Regions from separate parts of the Homo sapiens genome. Here region 1 is linked to region 2. A link is a contact called in ENCODE Hi-C or POLR2A ChIA-PET data. All regions are on one chromosome and are shown on one strand. The core of a region is the stretch at or near the end of the contact, and the rest is flanking DNA. Distances in the headings are between cores, read along the strand shown.

Region 1 (7,336 bases), core at 851-3,350, 540 kb before region 2:
GGACCAGAGAGGAAGGGTCCCCAGGTGGCCACTCCCCTTCTTTCTTCTGCCCTGGGACCCTGAACAGGCCGGCCCAGCCTGCTTTATTGCACTAGAACAGACAGATGACTGGAAATCTAGAAGAAAACCACATTTCTTCTAAAACTGATTGAAAATACACACACATAATTTCTAGTTTTCGGGGACCTCATCTCTTGATTTATATGTCTCAAAGGAAATTTAAAGAACACAAAAGGTTTAGAAATGTAACATGAAGGACTGGAGGTGGCCTCTTGCTGTTGTGAGATGGAGGTGCAGGGACGCCAGCCCCTGCCCTTCTGAGCAGCCGTCTTCCTGTTCTCTCTGCTTCTCTGAGTTTCATGTTGATAGGTTCTTGGTTTGCCTGACCAGTCCACCATCAGCTTGGTTCTGCTTTGCTTAGGAACTTTGGAACCTGCGAGGTTTCCCAACGCGTGTGTGTGTGTGTGTGTGTGTGTGTGTGTGTGTTTTAGAGTGAGGTTTCCCAGCGCGCGTGTGTGTGTGTGTTTGTGTGTTTTAGATTGTAATTCTTACATGCATTTGTTTGGTTTTTTGCCTTCACTTTTCCTCCCAACCTGGAGCTTTATCTCTGCATTAAGTCTGTGTAGCACCAGGTGTCTCCCAGCCCCACTATGTGTATGCTAGACTGGGCCTGCCGGACCAGCCTCACCCTGTCATGACAGCTGCTTGCATGTCTGCAGTATTGCACACCAGCCAGCTGGGACCCCTGTCAGGGCCATGGTGTTTGTCATCGCCCGAGGTTTTAGACTGGACCTCAGCCTTGCAGTGCCAAGGCTGCCCCAGGCCAGGAGCATGGCATTGGTGGTGCCCACCAAATAGGCTTCCTGGGTTGGGGACTCAGAATAGCCGAGTGCCTTCTTAGTCAGCAACACATTTGGTCAGTCTTCCCTCACACTTCCCAGGCTGCATAACCTGAGCAAGGCAGAGTGGAAAATCTACGGTGGCCCCACTCCGTAAACCTGAGCCGCCAAGGAATTCCAGCCCTGAGCACTTTGCTTTGTGAAAGTTTTTGAGACAGGGTCTGGCTCTGTCACCCGGGCTGGAACCCACCCAGTGGCGCCATCTCCACTCACTGCAACCCCCACCTCCCGGGTTCAAGCAATTCTCCTGCCTCAGCCTCCTGAGTAGCTGGGACTACAGGCGTGCGCCACCACACCCAGCTAATTTTGTGTTTTTAGTAGAGACGGGGTTTCACCATGTTGGCCAGCCTGGTCTTGAACTCCAGACCTCAAGTGATCCACCTGTCTCGGCATCCCAAATGCTAGGATTACAGGTGTGAGCCACCGCACTTGGCTGCTTTCTGAAAGTTTAATCCAGTCAGTTGGGCATAGCCATGACAGGTAATTCCCCTTGTGTTTCCCAGGAAAAGGTGACAAAAGCTCTTTGGTGTCTCCGACAGGAGTTCAATAAAAAGGCATTGCTCTGGCCGGGCACGGTGGCTCCCACCTGTAATCCCAGCACTTTGGGAGGCCGAGGCGGGCAGATCACAAGGTCAGGAGATCGAGACCATCCTGGCTAACATGGTGAAACCCCATCTCTACTAAAAATACAAAAAATTAGCCGGGTGTGGTGGCGGGCGCCTGTAGTCCCAGCTACTCAGGAGGCTGAGGCAGGAGAATGACGTGAACCCGGGAGGCGGAGCTTGCAGTGAGCCGAGATCGCGCCACTGCACTCCAGCCTGGGTGACAGAGGGAGACTCTGTCTCAAAAAAAAAAAAAAAAAAGGCATTGCTCCAACACTATTTATCATTATAATATTTATGTTATTATTTATAGTGGTACTATAGTTAGCAGTAAATATAGTGGCATCACCGCCAAAACAAGTGTGAGAAATGAGAGTCCAGAGAGTCCACCCTGGTAAGCTAAGGGCTGCACGTGGCTGCCCAGAGAGGCAGGAAAGTGGAGCCTCAAAATATGCCTGAGAATAAGCGAGCCTCTTTCCTGTCCCTGACGCCTTGGAGCGTGATCCTCAGAGACCAAAGGGAACTGAAAACCAAAAATGATCTCTATCTACGCAGGATGTTCCAAAAGTGTGGCTGAAAGGGGAAGACGTTAACCTTGGGGCTCTACAGAGTTTCTGTGTGCGTGAAACACACAACAGCATATCAGAAGGGAGGGTGTGGGGCCAGCCTCCACCTCTTGAAAGTCTGGTATTCTAAAACGCTTGCAAGCTGATTATTTGGGATTCTGTATTTTCACGTGGAAATAGAGTTGTAAATGGTGGCTCGGCTCATAAAAAGCCCATTTTCCTCATTACACCTCTGTGTGTGGTACTAGTCTGGTGACACTCCAGGACCTAACCCGTGTTCCCTGGGGAAATGCAGCATTCCAGGCTGGGGCCTCTGGGCTCTAGAAGTCTCCCTCATTGGCCCTCTTTTGGTCTGCTGGACACTGCTTTAGGGACCTCCCCAGCTCTGTGGTGATGGTGCCTTTGTCCAACCAGGGGGAGCTGGGAGCCTGTCTAGTGGGCAGAGGTGGATACCAAGATGAGGCAGGTCCCCGGGGCCAGTTGTCCAGCAGGCCTGGAGGACGGCCCGCCGACGTGCCTGCCCGCTGTGGCTGTGCCCACCTCTGCGTCCTCTGCTGGCTGCCACGTGGTTAGCGTTGGTGGCCGGTGCGTTTGGGGTGCTCAGTAAACATTTCTGGCATAAATTAGTAGTCTCCCGCATCATCCTTACCACAGGCCATGATTCATGTATGATATTGCTGTTTTTGATATCAGCATCCATGTAGAAGCCAGTGGGTCAAATAGAACCAGGCAGAATTGAATGATTGAGTCGGAAATGCAGAGCATCAAGCCAGCACCCACCGCCACACAGATTGTCACTGGTGGTTGTCGGGCTATGAACAGAGTTGGGCCTTTGTCTTGGCCCCTCTGGGCTATTATTACTTATTTATTTATTTTTTAGAGATAGGGTCTCACTCACCCAGGCTGGAGTGCAGTGGTGCAGTCACGGCTCTCTGCAGCCTTGACCTCCCGGGCTCAAGCAGCCCTCCCACCGTAGCCTCCTGAGTAGCTGGGACTATAGATACTCACACTACCACACCCAGCTAATTGTTGTAGAGACGGGGTCTCACTGCATTGCCCAGGCTGGTCTCGAACTCCTGGGTTCAGCAGTCATCTCACCCTCACCTCCCAAAGTGCTGGGATCACAGGTGTGAGCCCCCGTACCTCCGAGCTTTCTGACCGCATCCTCACTAATCCTTGTGAGCAAGGCACTCAAGCCTCTGCTCCCCAGTCTCAGGGCTATGGCTCTTGGATTTCGAGTACCAGAAGGACTAAGGTAGGCCCTGCCTGCCTTCCAGATGACCATCTAGGTTCAGTGTGTGGGCTCATCTGCTTGCTTGTTTTTCCAGCTGCCCGGGTGTCTTCTTGATGCAGTGTGCCAAGGTGAAGAGTCTTGGTTGGAGAGAAGGTGGGAATATAGAAGTACAAGTACAGAGAAGGGGACCTGCCCTACAGCTGGCCACTCTTTCCCCCACACTGTTGGCCATTCTACCCCACACTGGGTCTTGGGCCCATGAGAGGCAGGGCCTGGAGTGAGGTGCTCGGGTGCGCCAAGGGCCAGGTGGTAGTGTAGGGGGTACCCCGACTTAGGAAGGCCAGGCCTGGATTCAGGTCCTGCCTTCACTGTCTCCCCAGGCACAGACAAAACAGACTCTACTTACCCTCTCAGGGCCTCTTCAGAAGACGAGGCAGGAAGGGACATCGGGCCTCCCTTCCAGGTGTGACATTCTGATCAGGGTCTGTGGGACTGCTCTTCCTTGAGCTGCCTGAGACGCCAGCATTTGTTACATTTGCCTGGAGCCTGTGTTGAAGAGGGAAAGCTCTGAGTTCAGAGTGGGCAAGAAGATTTGGCTTCTTTTCCAGGCTCTGCCACACTTAACTCCGTTGAGCCTCAGAACCCTCATTTGAATTTGCCCATCCTGGCAGCCACACCTGGCCGGTGTGAGGATCACGTGGGTGGTGCATGCGAGGGCGCCCTGAAGCCGGAGAGTGCCATCCGTGCCCATCTCATGCGCTGCTCTGGACAGGCCTCACTCCCTGGTGGTGTACTGTTGCTTTTTGAAATTTGGTGACAGGCACTGCCTGCCCGCCAGGTGTCAAGCGAGTGGCACTAAAGAGCCACCCCTGGGTCACACGTCCAAAGGAAGTGCTGCTTCAGAGGGAAAGATGGAGCAGATGTGCCCCCGAGTGTTGGAGACGCAGCAGAGTGCTCCAGGGAGGAGGGGTCCTCTGACCAGGACCCGCTCACTGCTCGGGAGCTCAGGAGGGGTGGCCAGCGCCCAGGGCACGCAGGAGTGCTTTGAGAAGTGGTAAATTATAGCACCTGTTAGCAACAGATGGAAACCCGTTACCCTGATGTTGAGAAAAACCAAAAAACTTCCATTTGCCAGAAGCTTGACAGCATCTTTGTTCTTAGAACCAGTGAACCAAGTCTTCTATTTCTTACATCCCCCTAAAAGGCAAAGCATTTACTATAAACCCCCCACCCCCGCCCCATGCATGCTCAGTCAGGTTCCAGTCAGGTGGAACTCCCCTTGTTGGATTGGTTTTTCCCTTCCACTTCTTCTTTTGAAAATTGTATTGATTGGGCATTTTTTCTGATTATAAAAGTAGCCTCGCCCGTTGTGGAAGTGTGGAGCGTACAGGGAAGTCCGAAGGTAGCGGCCCCGCAGCGCAGCTCGGACTCGCCGGCCGCTCACACGCGCTTCTGCCTCTTGCTAGGAGAAAGCCTTTTTGGCTTCTTTAAATGCTTGCTTTACCTGATGCTCCCTTTTTCTAATTTCATTTCCTAATTCTGTTCCCAGTATTCTGTTATATTGTTCTCTGTGTTGGGAAGGGCGTATGAGGATGTGGCCTACATAAAAACAGCTGAAAGCTGTATTTTGTGCTGTCCAGAAAGCAGAAACACGTGTTGTAATTATTACCCGTGCAGGCGCCTGCCTCTTCCTTTTGGATGTGTTTGGTTGTGTATCACATGGGCGCTGTTCCGCTCCACAGCATGGCCTATTCACCTGTGACACCAGTCCCAGGAGGTGGCAGGGACTGTTCACTGACGTATTTGATGGGATTCATCCAGGTGTTCCAAGCCTGAAGACAGACTACACTTTGAAGCCGAGGTTGACTGTAGGTCGGCTGTAAGGCAGAGTGTATTGTTGAGGAAAGAAATCCTCCCTCGTACCCATGCATTCGGCCGGCTGTGCCGTGTGTGCTTAGCACATTGGGTACACTCAGCATTTCACACGCATGCACACTGTCCCTGGCTTTGGTTTTGAAGTTGTACCCAATAGCAGATTCAGTGTGCCCAAGGTACGCCACGCTGGAAGGGTTCAAAGACAGAAAACACCTGTATTCATGCAGCTGCACCGCTGAGCGGCCTCTCAGCCAGCTCTTTGTCTTGTTGGCCTTCTGTTGAGTAAAACAAGGCCATTTCTTCAACCCTGTTCTCTCTGTAAACCACACACTGCCCTCCCCGCGGGCCGAGGCCCCGTGTCTTCCTGGGCTCTGTTGTCCCTGTGTGTGCTCTGTGGTTCTGTGATGGTCCCTTGCCAAACTCCTCTCCCTCGTCCTTGAGTAGCCATCAGACCCCAGATCTAGAGATGTCTCTCTGCACACTGTCTCTCGATGCCCCGTCAGCACTCCTCCCAGCATCGTTCCTGTAAGTTTTGGCGTGTCCTGTCAGCTCACCCCTTTGGTCTCACAATCCAGAGTGTGACAGCCCCCAGCTGCAGCATGGGGTCCCTGCACAGCCATAGAAGGGCCAGAAGGAAAGGGGGTGGTTGGCTCTCCCTGTTCCTGGGGGAGAGAGGGGACAGTGACACGGACGGGTGGAAGTCACCTCTGTGTTTGTACATTTCCCCAAAATTGTCCTGGCTCAGAATTTGAAGGAGCGCAGGTGTGAGCGTCCTGGAGGCCCGTCACCGGATGGCGTGCTGCCCCCACAGACTCAGAGGCCCCTCCTTGCCCTGCACTTGTCAAGGCCAGCTTTGCCTCAGGCACATACCTGTGGTGACATCTTAGAGGATTCCACGTGGGTCTGGGAGGTGACCCCAGGTTGTCACCTGCAAGCCTGGAAGCCATGTTGGCCACTTATTGAATGCAGTCTGTCTCAGAGCCAGGCAGACCTATCCAGGGGCTTTGAGGAGGGGGCCCAAGGCCCCAAAGGCCCCGGTATGACAACCCAGATGCCACTGCCCTCCTGATAAGGAGTAGAGGCAGGAGGGCCCTGTGGCCCGAGTGCTGCCATCATTGTGTAGGGAACACATCATCCCTCTTGGAGGAATCCACACTGTGGCTCTGGCCCCCCGCCCCCTCTGTGATGCTGCCAGAGCTGGATCTGCTCTCGTTCAGTTCCGTGCTGAAAAAAGGACTTAATTCATTTGTAGACTTTGTTTCCCTTGTTTCTGCTTCTCCATTTCTTGTATTATTTTCTTTTCCTCCTGTTGTTCCTTTCTCACTTTTTATGCTTTTTGTCCTCTGCTTGTTTTTATTCCACCTTCTCCCTGTCCCTCTCCACTTCCAAATTCCTGCTCCTCTCCTCCTCTTCCTTTTTTGTCTTTCTCCGTCTCCTCCTCTTCCTTGCTTGGTCCCTTTTGAAGTTGAGCCCAGTGGCGGGACTCCACGACGTAGACCTCTCTCCTTCTGCCCTTGCTGTGTCCAGGAAGGTAACGTAACCTCGCCAACCCCATCCCCACTGCCTCGGAGGGGGTGTAGCAACACTAGTCAAACACAGAGCCAGAACCCACCTACCTCTCTCTCTTTCTTTCTCTCTGACCCTCAATAGTCCTGTTACAAAATGTCATGAGTCTGTGGCAGTTTCTAAAGGTACAGTATCCCTTTGACTGTCTATGGGGAGGACCAGGGTGCAGAGTAAAGCCAGAGAGCCTCCAGGTCTGGGTCCTTCAGGGCTGCAGCATTGGCTGGCCCTTCGTGGCTGGGGCTTTAAGTCTCAGATCCATCAGATAGAGGGGCAGGCATGCAGGTGAGGAGCCTCCCGCCTGCGTGCAGCGATTTGGATGGGAGAGTCAAGGAATACTGTCCTTACAAAGACTGATCTACACCAGTGCCCTCGGGCCCCTTTCCAAACAACCACTGAAAGCAAACCTCTCTACCTCGTGTCTTGCTGAGTGTGCGTGTTTTAAGTTTGTCTGATTTGAAGTCTGTTGTGGTGATAAGATTGTCGTTGAAAGGCATGTGGGGGGTGTGGCCGTGACTAACCCTGCTAACTCTTACCTGCCGTCCACAGCGCTCACCCGACTCTCGCTCACACACCACAGCCCCTGCCTGGCGGCCG
Region 2 (6,618 bases), core at 650-3,149:
CCCCACTGCACTCCAGCCTGGGAGACAGAGCGAGACTCTTACTTTTTCTTTCTTTCTTTCTTTTTTTCTTTTTGTTTGTTTGTTTGAAATGGAGTCTCACTCTGTCTGTCGCCCAGGCTGGAGTGCAGTGGTGCGATCTTGGCTCACTGCAGCCTCCGCCTCCTGGGTTCAAGCGATTCTCCTGCCTCAGCCTCCTGAGTAGCTGGGACTACAGGCACACGCCACCATGCCTGGCTAATTTTTTGTATTTTAGTAGAGACAGGGTTTCACTATGTTGGCCAGACTAGTCTTGAACTCCTGACCTCGTGACCCACCCACCTGGGCCTCCCAGAGTGCTGGGATTATAGGTGTGAGCCACTGCGCCCGGCCGACTCTGCTTCTTAAAAAAAAAAAAGAAAAAAGAAAAGGGCCAGCCACGGTGGCTCACGCCTGTAATCCCAACACTTTGAGAGGCCAAGGCAGGTGGATCACTTGAGGTCAGGAGTTCAAGACCAGCCTGGCCAACATGGTGAAACCCCGTCTCTATTAAAAATACAAAAATTAGCTGGGCGTGGTGGTGGGTGTCTGTAATCCCAGCTACTTGGGAGGCTGAGGCAGGGGAATCACTTGAACCCGGGAGGCGGAGGTTGCAGTGGGCTGAGATCGCACCATTGCACTCCAGCCTGGGTGACAGAGCTAGACTCCATCTCAAAAAAAAAAAAGAAAGAAGAAGGAAAGAAGGAAAGGAAGAAAGGAAGGAAGAAGGAAGGAAAGAAAAGGAAGAAAGGAAGAAAGACAGACATAAGCCTGGGGGTGAAGACAGGCTAGTCCCCTGCCCCATCACCTTCCTAATTGCAGTGTCTTCACCTACATGCCTCAGAACTAAGGTGAGCCCTACTAACCCAGAGTTAAACTCTGAACTTCCAAGAAAAGCTCTGGAGGAGCTCCATCACCCAGCTCCTGGCACACACACCCCTCCCTGGGAGAAGGCACTCTGAGGTTCCCCTCCCCAACAGTTTGGGCCTCCATAGTGCCTACCATTGGCGCTGGGGACTTATTAAACAGCCCTGATGCAGGGCTTCCGACACCAAACCCAGAGTCTGTCGTGACAACCTTAACGTTGTTAATAAGAGGATACTATGTGCATGGTAACATGTGTGTATGAGTGTGTACGTGTGTGTGCATGCACACATGTGCATGCTACTGAAAAGGTGGCCTTCATTCAGTGTTTAAACTGGGCCTTGGCCTCCTGGCCTCTTTGAGCTGCTTCCTGCTGACCTCCATCCCGGGGATGAGCATCCCCTGCAGTCGGGAATGGAACTGGGCCCCTCCTGGCCTCCTCTGCTCAGATTAACCCCTTCCTCCCAGTTTGCCTGTGCCTGGCAGTGGGGCTCTGGGCCAAGGGGCCAGACACTCACTGGCTCCAGGGCTGGCGGATGCCATAAACCCGTTTTCCTTGGGGACTCCAGAGCTCCACATCTTACTTTCAGAAAGCACAAGTGTTTTGTTGGAAATGGCCTCAGGAGGAGGGAGAGCCCAGGGCTCTATACACATGTTCCTCATTTGCCATTGGTGGGGCAGGGGCTGCGGCAGGGGACTGTGCTGGGGAGGCAGGCATGGGAGGGGAGAGAGCAGCTGCAGCTGCTGCCGGAAGTTTGGCTTCAGGGAGGAATGGAGGGAGAGAGTGCAAGAAGAAGGGGTGGGACTTGGGGACAGGGGCGGTGTCACGGGGGAGGAGGGTGCAGGTGGTGACTTGTTTATCTGCTCAGCTGTTTTGTTTCCAGGAGCCTGAGAGAGAGACAGAAGCAGCTGGGAGGAGAAAAATCAACGCGGCCAGGGGCCCTACTGGTCCTTCTGCCTTAGCCACAGGTTCTGAAACCAAAGCAAAACCACCAGAGAGTGATTCATGTGGGTATGGCCCTCCCTCCCCCTGCCCAGAAAGGTTTCTCTTGAGCCCATATGCTAGTTTCTGTCATGCAAACGCCCTGGCAATGCCTTCCTTGCCTTGGCGCAATGGCTCTGATTGGGTAGGCATCTCCGGGGGTTAATACTGGCACAAACTCATGTAAATCTTCCTGGGCCTAAGTCTGGTGTACTCTCATATGTGAATTGGCATGGTCCTGGAGGGCTAGTCAGCTAGCTCCTAGCCTCGAGATCGGCCTGGACCAAACCAAAAAAAAAATCATCTCTGGTGAAACAGGATAGCCACCCCACCCCCTGCTCAGCATTCCCCAGTGCCTCCCTTCACAGTGGCCAGTTTGGATTCTTCTCACCAAACGCTCAAGACCTGTACAGGTTACTTATTGGTCCCCTTCATGCCCCAGATGCAAATTTGGCATGTCTCATTTGCATTCTAAAGTGTTTGGAGGCAAGGCTGGGATGAGCTTAATTTGCCCTGATGTCTTTTGACCAGGTTAGTAAACATCCCTCCAGCCCATCTCAGCACTTGAGAATCTGGAAGGCAGCTATGCTTTAATTACAGTGCAATTTCAGGAGTTTGCTTGCTGTTCCCCCTTGGCTCTTTGCCTAGCTTATTATTTTCATCTTGTTGTTTGTTTGTTTAAATGAGAACTTTCGTAGACAATTCCCTCTCCCGCCTCCCCCAGAGGCCAGTCTGTGTTGCTAGAGGACTTTTTCTGCCTCCCTCTTGGTTTACAAAGCCAGGGCATCTCTGTTGACAAAGGGTCTGCGATCTGGCACTGGGCCTGGCAGTTAGGGAGTGTGTAAGAAATGCAGATGCCTTTTGCAGATGCCTGCCCTGCTCCTCCTCTAAGCAGCCAAAACATCCTGCACCACCTCGGGAAGACCCCACATCCCAGCTTGCTGGTCTCTGAGCACTCTGCCCCGCCAACCCTATAGCGCTAGGAAGGCAGGAAGGATGGAAAAGGCTGTGGGGGATTGAGTAAGGGATTTGGGAATGAGGGACAGTGACACTGTAGGTGGGTTGGCTTAGCAGGGGGATTGGGAGTGGCCAGCTGGAGTGGTGGAAAGAACTGGGGACAGGGAGTCAGGAAGCTGAGCTTTTATTCATCCCAGCTTTGCTACTGACAAGTTAGGTGGTCTTGGGGCAGACTGGGCCAAATCTGGGCCTTCCTGTGTAAAACGCATGCTCCCATCTCAAGGTCCTTTTCTACTTTACAGATTCTCTTGCTTTTAGAATGCTAATTTCATTGACTGTGGCCTGTTTCCTTCTCCAGAGACAGGATAACCCAATAAAATCGCCCCTTAGGTGGGGTGTGTTGGCTCACACCTGTAGCCTGTAATCCCAGCACTTTGGAAGGCTGAGGCAGGTGGATCACCTGAGGTCAGCAGTTTGAGACCAGCCTGACCAACAAGTTGAAGCCCCATGTCTACTAAAAATAGAAAAATTAGCAGGGCGTGGTGGTAGGTGCCTGTAGTCCCAGCTACTTGGGAGGCTGAGACAGGAGAATTACTTGAACCTGGGAGGCAGAGGTTGCAATGAGCTGAGATCATGCCACTGCACTCCAGCCTGGACGACAGAGCGAGACTCTGTATAAAACAAAAACAACAACAACGAAAAATTACCCCTTAATGGTGGTTGGTTGGTCAGACAGCCAGCTTGAATTGCTGTCTTTTTCCCAAACCCAGATTCCCTGGCTGAGGCACCAGTTAAAACTTTTATCTTAGGGAAGCTCTGGGAGTTGCCTCTTGCAGGTCAGGGGTTCCAAAGGGCAGAAGCTCCAGCATACCATCTTCTTGAGCATTTCCGGTTCAGATTTCTATGGGATTAATGGCTCCTGCACCTTCTACCTCCCAGGGAGGCTCCCTGAGCTCTGCTTTATATAAGGTAAGTGCTCTTGGGCTTCAGATGGATTCCATTTCATTTATCAAACGTTTCTTTGAGCACTTACTCTGTGACTGACATTGCTGGACCCAAAGGAATACAGAGATAACGGTTGACTTAGTCCTTATCCGAATAGAGTGGACCCACCTATTGGTGAGGCCAAATTTAATGGAACTCTCCGAAAACAATTCTGTCAAGGTTGGGCACGGTGGCTCGTGCCTATAATCCCAGCACTTTGGGAGGCTGAGGCGGATGGATCACGAGGTCAGGAGATTGAGACCATCCTGGCCAATATGATGAAACCCCGTCTCTACTAAAAATACAAAAATTAGCTGGGCGTGGTGGTGCGTGCCTGTAGTCCCAGCTACTTGAGAGGCTGAGGCAGGAGAATCGCTTGAACCTGGGAGGTAGAGGTTGCAGTGAGCTGAGATCGTGCCACTGCACTCCAGCCTGGCTACAGTGCGAGACTCCATCAAAAAAAAAAAAATTCTGTCAAACATCTCCCATTTCTCCCTTCAACCTAAAGAACATGGGAAAATAAACCAAGCGGACTGATAAATGGATTTCAAAGGTGATAGTGGAATTTATTTGTTACATTTAAGAAACTTAGCCTTAAGAAATGTATTCTGGTAGATTGTACTTACAAAGGCTTTATCGACTATAGTTGCAATAATAACAAGAATAATACCAGCTATTCTTTCTTGAGTGCCTGCTATATATGTATCATGCATTGTGGCAGAAGTTTTACATCCTTTATCCTATGGGATTATTTAGTGAGGGAGGCGCTATTAAAATCTCCATTTTTATTATGTTTTAACCTGTTTTTTTTTTTTTTTGAGACAGTCTTACTCTGTTGCCCAGGCTGGAGTGCAGTGGCGTGATGCTCAGCTCACTGCAACCTCCGCCTCCTGAGTTCAAGCGATTCTCCTGCCTCAGCCTCCCAAGTAGCTGGGACTACAGGCGCGCGCCAGCATGCCTGGCTAATTTTTGTATTTTGGGTAGAGACGGGGTTTCACCATGTTGGCCAGGCTGGTCTTGAACTCCTGACCTCAGGCAATCCACCTGCCTTAGCCTCCCAAAGTGCTGGGATTACAGGCGTGAGCCACCCCACTTGGCCCTAACCATTTTTTTTTTTTTAAGACAGGATCTGGCTCTTTTTCCCAGGCTGGAGTGCAATAGCACAATCATAGCTCATTGCAGTCTTAAACCCCTGGGCTTAGGCAAGCCTCCTGGCTGCCTGGGACTACAGATATGCACCACTACACCCAATTAATTTTTTAAATTTTTTCTAGAGACGGGGTCTCCCTATGTTGCCCAGGCTAGGCTTGAACTCCTAGGCTCAAGCCATAACTCCAAGGCTAGGACTGGCATTCTAGTGAAAATTCAAGCAGTCTCCTGGCGGGTGGGTTTTGCCTCAGCATCTGTGATGCAGTCAAATGTCCAAAGGCCTAGATCCCACCCATCTCTACTTCAGCCATTTACACCAGGTTAGATGAGAGAATCAAGAACTGATGAATTTTTAAAGTTTTTTTTTTTGGAGTACCTGTTTTGTGTAAGACCCTGTGATAGAGATGGGGGTTCTGGTGGGGAGATAGCAAGCCAGGCGTGGTTCTCCTCCTAAAGGAGCTTACAATCCTCAAAAAATATTCTTGGCTGGGCACGGTGGCTCATGCCTGTAATTCCAGCACTTTGGGAGGCTGAGGTGGGTGGATCACAAGGTCAGGAGTTCGAGATCAGCCTGGCCAATATGGTGAAACCCTGTCTCTACTAAAAAATACAAAAATTAGCCGGGCATGGTGGCGGCCACCTGTAATCCCAGCTACTCGGGAGGCTGAGGCAGGAGAATGGTGTGAACCCGGGAGGCGGAGGTTGCAGTGAGCCGAGATCACGCCTGAGAGAGACTCCATCTCAAGGAAAAAAAAAATTCTTTAAGTCTATTTTTGCCACTTTTTTTGGTTTTTTTTGGAACAGGGTCTCACTCCGTTACCCATGCTGGAGTGCAATGTCACGATCTTAGCTCACTGCAACCTCCGACTCCCAGGTTCAAGCGATTCTCCTGCCTCAGCCTCCCAAGTAATTGGGATTACAGGCGCCCACCACCATGCCTGGCTAATTTTTGTATTTTTAGTAGAGATGGCGTTTTGCCACGTTGGTCAGGCTGGTCTGGAACTCCAGACCTCAGGTGATCAGCCCGTGTTGGGCTCCCAAAGTGCTGGGATTACAGACGTGAACCACCACACCCGGCTAACCTTTTATTCTTTTTTTTTTTTGAGACGGAGTCTCGCTCTGTTCTCCAGGCTTGAGTGCAGTGACGCGATCTCAGCTCACTGCAAGCTCTGCCTCCCAGGTTCACACCATTCTCCTGCCTCAGCCTCCCAAGTAGCTGGGACTACAGGCGCCCGCCACCACGCCCAGCTAATTTTTTTTATTTTTTATTTTTAGTAAAGATGGGGTTTTACCATGTTAGCCAGGATGGTCTCGATCTCCTGACCTGGTGATCTGCCTGCCTTGGCCTCCCAAAGTGCTAGTATTACAGGCGTGAACCACTGCGCCCGTCCTAAACTTTTATTCTTTTATCTCTCTTTCTCTCTCTCTCTTTTTTTTTTTTTTTTTGAGACAGTCTCACTCTGTCACCCAGGCTGGAGTGCAGTGGCACAATCTCGGCTTATTGCAACCTCTGCCTCCTTTGTTCAAGTGATTTTCCTGCTTCAGCCTCCCTGGTAGCTGGGATTATAGGCGCGTGCCACCACGCCCAGCTAATTTTTGTATTTTTAGTAGAGACAGGGGTTTCACCATGTTGGCCAGGCTGGTCTTGAACTCCTGACCTCAAGAGA

What was found. A loop is a pair of places that touch in the nucleus more often than their neighbours do. ChIA-PET counts read pairs that join two places held with the same protein, here RNA polymerase II (POLR2A). Pooled maps may share reads with other maps.
Region 1: a map with no recorded cell type shows a loop between it and region 2 (15-fold over the local background). The contact joins two enhancer-like sites. A Hi-C loop is called at or near these places in 4 of 37 single-sample maps with no recorded cell type and 3 of 50 pooled maps. POLR2A ChIA-PET finds 5 or more read pairs at or near these places in 1 of 52 experiments (Panc1).

The regions. Positions count from the first base shown.
Region 1 is chr22:17,793,100-17,800,435 of GRCh38, reverse strand. The region is part of intron 29 of MICAL3 (microtubule associated monooxygenase, calponin and LIM domain containing 3); the gene reads left to right. Among named protein-coding and RNA genes, the nearest start is that of LINC00528, 19 kb to the right of the region's middle. RefSeq lists enhancers at 1-73, 2,215-2,264, 4,555-4,624, 4,745-4,854, 5,472-5,971. Within about 2 kb of position 2,100, at least 5 of the 41 ENCODE cell types and tissues checked have a DNase peak (open chromatin) inside an H3K27ac peak, as active enhancers do.
Region 2 is chr22:17,253,437-17,260,054 of GRCh38, reverse strand. It overlaps CECR3 (cat eye syndrome chromosome region, candidate 3), which reads left to right. Exons shown (of 3, transcript NR_038398.2): 3 at 1,749-3,196. Among named protein-coding and RNA genes, the nearest start is that of CECR3, 10 kb to the left of the region's middle. Within about 2 kb of position 1,899, at least 19 of the 41 ENCODE cell types and tissues checked have a DNase peak (open chromatin) inside an H3K27ac peak, as active enhancers do.